2 separate regions of the Homo sapiens genome follow, and region 1 is linked to region 2. A link is a loop called in an ENCODE intact Hi-C map of the cell type or tissue named here. Cell type or tissue: gastrocnemius medialis. All regions are shown on one strand. Each heading gives the region's core, and the rest is flanking DNA. Links, peaks and the distances in the headings are about the cores only. Region 1 has its middle 29 kb from the start of DARS1. Region 2 overlaps CXCR4 (C-X-C motif chemokine receptor 4).

What was found. Hi-C counts contacts between places; a loop is a spot of excess contacts. Peaks named below come from ENCODE experiments on the same cell type or tissue, not always from the same donor. Only the 100,000 strongest peaks of a DNase experiment are listed, where the experiment ranks them.
Region 1: it touches region 2 in a loop (2.7-fold over the local background); 25 of 110 quality-filtered maps call a loop at or near these places.

Annotation. Positions count from the first base shown.
Region 1 is chr2:136,013,268-136,016,184 of GRCh38, reverse strand. No RefSeq gene overlaps it. Among named protein-coding and RNA genes, the nearest start is that of DARS1, 29 kb to the right of the region's middle. In gastrocnemius medialis, for the core only: no CTCF peak of the experiment used is centred there; no DNase peak of the experiment used is centred there; H3K27ac peaks cover 459 bases.
Region 2 is chr2:136,113,718-136,116,590 of GRCh38, reverse strand. It overlaps CXCR4 (C-X-C motif chemokine receptor 4), which reads left to right. Exons shown (of 2, transcript NM_003467.3): 2 at 679-2,242. The coding sequence ends at 1,722. Among named protein-coding and RNA genes, the nearest start is that of CXCR4, 3.0 kb to the left of the region's middle. In gastrocnemius medialis, for the core only: no CTCF peak of the experiment used is centred there; DNase peaks (open chromatin) are centred at 306 and 960; H3K4me3 peaks cover 370 bases; H3K27me3 peaks cover 1,746 bases.

The DNA of each region.
Region 1 (2,917 bases), core at 153-2,652, 100 kb after region 2:
TACTCAACCTTGCTGCTAAATATATTGTGAGATTTCTTATTGCTAGACAAAGCAAATTAGCTATGCTGTTCTAGGTGGTCAGAGGACAAAGGAAAGAGCTCATCCTCCCCGACCCTATCCCTTGTACAGTCCAGGAGAAAATGTCTTCTGTCTATTGTAGTGCACTTTAGAGGATGATTAGCTTGGTCAGGTTCATTCTAGCATAGCATTTTAGTAGAGCACATCTGTTTGAATTTCTAGACTGATGCCTCAATGTCTACTCCCCAGACACTTAATTTAACACATCTACCAGACAGAGATCAGAATCTCCTGATATTACATGTTAGCCACAGATCAAAATAGTTGGCCACATGACAACTCTAGCTCCATCTAGCAGTTCCCACAACAGCTCAGCTCTGACCCATTATCTGCAATGATGAGAACTCACATCATCCTAGAATTGTAAAGAAGTAGCCAAAATTTATATTTGATAGAAACTACCCTTTAGGGTTTTCTTTCTACCCCTTAGAGACTCACTGTATCTTTCTTACACCTTTTTAATTGCACTTTTGAAATTACAACAGTTCATAGCTCTATGACACTTTCAAAATGGTAGGGAGGAGGTTTTCCTAAACACCTTGACTGAATGTGCAGAATCCATAGAGAAGGATAAATAACAATTCACAAATACCAACTCAGTTTTGTTTGGTTTATGTTACCTTTGATTATCCGCACTTAAGCCATATGAGATTATTTCTCTTTGACTCGAAGCTTAGTGATGCTTTTTTTTTTTTTTTTTTGAGACAGAGTCATTGTGTTGGCCAGGCTGGCGTGCAGTGGTGCAATCTTGGCTCACTGCAACCTCCGCCTCCCAGGCTCAAGTGATTCTCATGCCTCAGCCTTCTGAGTAGCTGGGATTACAGGTGTGTACCACCAAGCCCAGTTACTTTTTGTGTTTTTAGTAGAGACGGAGCTTTTTCTTTTTTTTTTTGAGTCAGGCTCTTGCTCTGTCACCCAGGCTGGAGTGCAGTGGTGTGAACATGGCTCACTGCAGCCTCAACCTCCTGGGCTCAAGCAATCCTCCTGCCTCCACCTCCTGAGTAGCTGGGACCACAGGTATGTGCCACCATGCCAAGCTAATTTTTATTTTTTGTAGAGACGGGTCTTGCCTTATTGCCTAGACTGGTCTCCAACTCTGGGGCTCTCACAATCCTCCCACCTTGGCCTCCCAAAGTGCTGAGGTTACAGGTGTGAGCCACCAGGCCCAGCCTGGTGTTTTTTATTTGTTTGTTTTTTAATGACAGTGCTGCTCCCAAAAGATCTTCCAAGATGATTTATATATTGGACTATCTAAGAATTCCTGAAAGCCAGGGCACTGAAATTCCAGACCTGCCTGTTGCCTAACCCTTTGTCCTCCAAACCTCGTGAGTGCCTTTTCCATACCTCCTAGCTGGTCTTCCCTCTCCTCAACAGGGAGAAATTCAAAAAGAGCGGGGAAGCAGCAGAGTGGGGAGGTAGAGGGAAGCCCAACAGAATGTGCCTGAAGGAGCCTGGAAAGAAAGAAAAATCTGTCAAGCAGAATGCCAGTGAAGAGCTTGCTCTGTGTGTTTGGAATACCAACTAAACAGGGTCCTAAGGAGAAGGGTTCTTAAAATAACTTTTTTGTCTTTATGTAACCACCATGTGATACTACTTAGAGCAGGGAAAAGCCAAGTGAAAGGCAATTATTCCATCTATTCCACATGCTCCAATTAAATATTCCCACTGTAACTTGTTTGTCCTATATTTTATACACAGGAATTTGGGACAATATAGTTCCTTCCTTGAAAAACAAGCATTTTTCCCTCCTGGCCACCACACCATAACACAATTGTAACCCTGGTATGCTTGATGGGCCCTGTTGAGCCTGCAGCCTCTCCTTCCTTGCTGCTCTGAGAGCTTCCTCCCCACACTGTGTGTGCTCCAAGAGTTTGCTCTGCCTGAGCCTGTTTATAGCACGGGAGGAGGAAGAAACAAAGCAATTGTGAAGCTTGTTAATAGGCAGTTCATATGATATTAAAGGTGACCTTGCCATTTCCAGTTCTATTTATTCCACTTCCTTCCAAACCGGGGCAAATCCTTCCTTTCAAGGCAAGAGCACCGCTCTGTGGATACAGTCTGTGGGAACGGAGAAAAGTTCAAGCCCTCAGAGGTTATTCATTACCCAAGTCTGGAAATATAGTATTTCCCATTCACTCACATGTTGGGTCTGTAAATCACTGCTACTTGGCAGGAGAGGAACCTTGGTAAAAAGAAGTTTTTGTTGTTGTTTACTGCAAAAAGTATTCATATCAGTGAGGTTTAATTTTATCCCACTAGGGAACTTTAAAAAAAAAAGTAATGATCTCCTTTTTGCCAATATAATACATGCATATAAGAATTTATACATACATACAGTGAAGAATCCATACTACATAGACTCTACATATATATATGTGTATATATATGTGTGTGTGTGTGTGTGTATATATATATATATATATATATATATATATATATATATATATGACTTTCTTTTTTGAACTTGGCCTTAGCACTATCTGCAAATATTAATCACTCAAGTATCTAACCCTGTCAGAGAGGGGACAACAGTTCACAGTTTGGTGTCAGCTGGCTGGCTGTGGTGGTGTTTTGGGTTGTTTGTTGCATTCTTCAGGAAGCAAAGGTATTTCCTGAAGGGCCGAGAAAGCCAGCAGGTGTATTGTGAAGTATAATAGGACATGTAGGTATGAGTTGTACTCAGTGGGGACAGAAAATTCCTTAGCAACACTTAGGCTTGACTATTCTGAACAGTAGTTTGGCTGTTCAGCTTAACTTCCTCATTGACAGTCTCAAGGCATTTGCACCATCAACATAAATGGAGTTTTTGCTGTATATTGAATCTGGGAGGGTAGAAATC
Region 2 (2,873 bases), core at 1-2,500:
GGTGCCGTTTGTTCATTTTCTGACACTCCCGCCCAATATACCCCAAGCACCGAAGGGCCTTCGTTTTAAGACCGCATTCTCTTTACCCACTACAAGTTGCTTGAAGCCCAGAATGGTTTGTATTTAGGCAGGCGTGGGAAAATTAAGTTTTTGCGCTTTAGGAGAATGAGTCTTTGCAACGCCCCCGCCCTCCCCCCGTGATCCTCCCTTCTCCCCTCTTCCCTCCCTGGGCGAAAAACTTCTTACAAAAAGTTAATCACTGCCCCTCCTAGCAGCACCCACCCCACCCCCCACGCCGCCTGGGAGTGGCCTCTTTGTGTGTATTTTTTTTTTCCTCCTAAGGAAGGTTTTTTTTCTTCCCTCTAGTGGGCGGGGCAGAGGAGTTAGCCAAGATGTGACTTTGAAACCCTCAGCGTCTCAGTGCCCTTTTGTTCTAAACAAAGAATTTTGTAATTGGTTCTACCAAAGAAGGATATAATGAAGTCACTATGGGAAAAGATGGGGAGGAGAGTTGTAGGATTCTACATTAATTCTCTTGTGCCCTTAGCCCACTACTTCAGAATTTCCTGAAGAAAGCAAGCCTGAATTGGTTTTTTAAATTGCTTTAAAAATTTTTTTTAACTGGGTTAATGCTTGCTGAATTGGAAGTGAATGTCCATTCCTTTGCCTCTTTTGCAGATATACACTTCAGATAACTACACCGAGGAAATGGGCTCAGGGGACTATGACTCCATGAAGGAACCCTGTTTCCGTGAAGAAAATGCTAATTTCAATAAAATCTTCCTGCCCACCATCTACTCCATCATCTTCTTAACTGGCATTGTGGGCAATGGATTGGTCATCCTGGTCATGGGTTACCAGAAGAAACTGAGAAGCATGACGGACAAGTACAGGCTGCACCTGTCAGTGGCCGACCTCCTCTTTGTCATCACGCTTCCCTTCTGGGCAGTTGATGCCGTGGCAAACTGGTACTTTGGGAACTTCCTATGCAAGGCAGTCCATGTCATCTACACAGTCAACCTCTACAGCAGTGTCCTCATCCTGGCCTTCATCAGTCTGGACCGCTACCTGGCCATCGTCCACGCCACCAACAGTCAGAGGCCAAGGAAGCTGTTGGCTGAAAAGGTGGTCTATGTTGGCGTCTGGATCCCTGCCCTCCTGCTGACTATTCCCGACTTCATCTTTGCCAACGTCAGTGAGGCAGATGACAGATATATCTGTGACCGCTTCTACCCCAATGACTTGTGGGTGGTTGTGTTCCAGTTTCAGCACATCATGGTTGGCCTTATCCTGCCTGGTATTGTCATCCTGTCCTGCTATTGCATTATCATCTCCAAGCTGTCACACTCCAAGGGCCACCAGAAGCGCAAGGCCCTCAAGACCACAGTCATCCTCATCCTGGCTTTCTTCGCCTGTTGGCTGCCTTACTACATTGGGATCAGCATCGACTCCTTCATCCTCCTGGAAATCATCAAGCAAGGGTGTGAGTTTGAGAACACTGTGCACAAGTGGATTTCCATCACCGAGGCCCTAGCTTTCTTCCACTGTTGTCTGAACCCCATCCTCTATGCTTTCCTTGGAGCCAAATTTAAAACCTCTGCCCAGCACGCACTCACCTCTGTGAGCAGAGGGTCCAGCCTCAAGATCCTCTCCAAAGGAAAGCGAGGTGGACATTCATCTGTTTCCACTGAGTCTGAGTCTTCAAGTTTTCACTCCAGCTAACACAGATGTAAAAGACTTTTTTTTATACGATAAATAACTTTTTTTTAAGTTACACATTTTTCAGATATAAAAGACTGACCAATATTGTACAGTTTTTATTGCTTGTTGGATTTTTGTCTTGTGTTTCTTTAGTTTTTGTGAAGTTTAATTGACTTATTTATATAAATTTTTTTTGTTTCATATTGATGTGTGTCTAGGCAGGACCTGTGGCCAAGTTCTTAGTTGCTGTATGTCTCGTGGTAGGACTGTAGAAAAGGGAACTGAACATTCCAGAGCGTGTAGTGAATCACGTAAAGCTAGAAATGATCCCCAGCTGTTTATGCATAGATAATCTCTCCATTCCCGTGGAACGTTTTTCCTGTTCTTAAGACGTGATTTTGCTGTAGAAGATGGCACTTATAACCAAAGCCCAAAGTGGTATAGAAATGCTGGTTTTTCAGTTTTCAGGAGTGGGTTGATTTCAGCACCTACAGTGTACAGTCTTGTATTAAGTTGTTAATAAAAGTACATGTTAAACTTACTTAGTGTTATGTTCTGATTTCTGTTGACATTCTTTTGGCTAGTAGAAGACAAAAGTAATACATTTATGGTATGCAAAGCACTATCCTAGGTATTTCATTGTAATATTTTACTTACCCCTTATCACAACTCTGATAGATTCTGCTTCTGTTACTAATTACATTTTATAGAAGAGGAAACGGAGGCACAGAAAGCCTAAGTAACTTGGTTAAAGGCATGTAGTAAGTATCAAATCCTGTATTTTAAACCAGGTAACATGACTTAACGAATCTGAAGCCTTCACCACTTTAAATTCAAATGGAAGTTTAGAAATGGCCAGCCAGCACCTATTTGTATGAAAGGTCATCTTTCAGAGGATAAGCATGTATAAAGAAGAAAAGGTATGCAGTCGTGTTTGGATTTTACTCCACCATCCACTTGTGAAACCCAGGTCTGTGCAATGCCAGACGGTGTGTGCTTTCCTCATCCAGTATCCTCAGTGTAGATAACCATCACTCCCTTTTCACAGACAAGAGAACTGAGATTCAGAGACTTTCCATACATTGCACTTTCAAGGGGGCAAAGCCAAGAACTAATTCTGTTTATTGTTCCAGCTCTTGCTCTTAACTCTTACCTACTATTGCCCTTCAGAA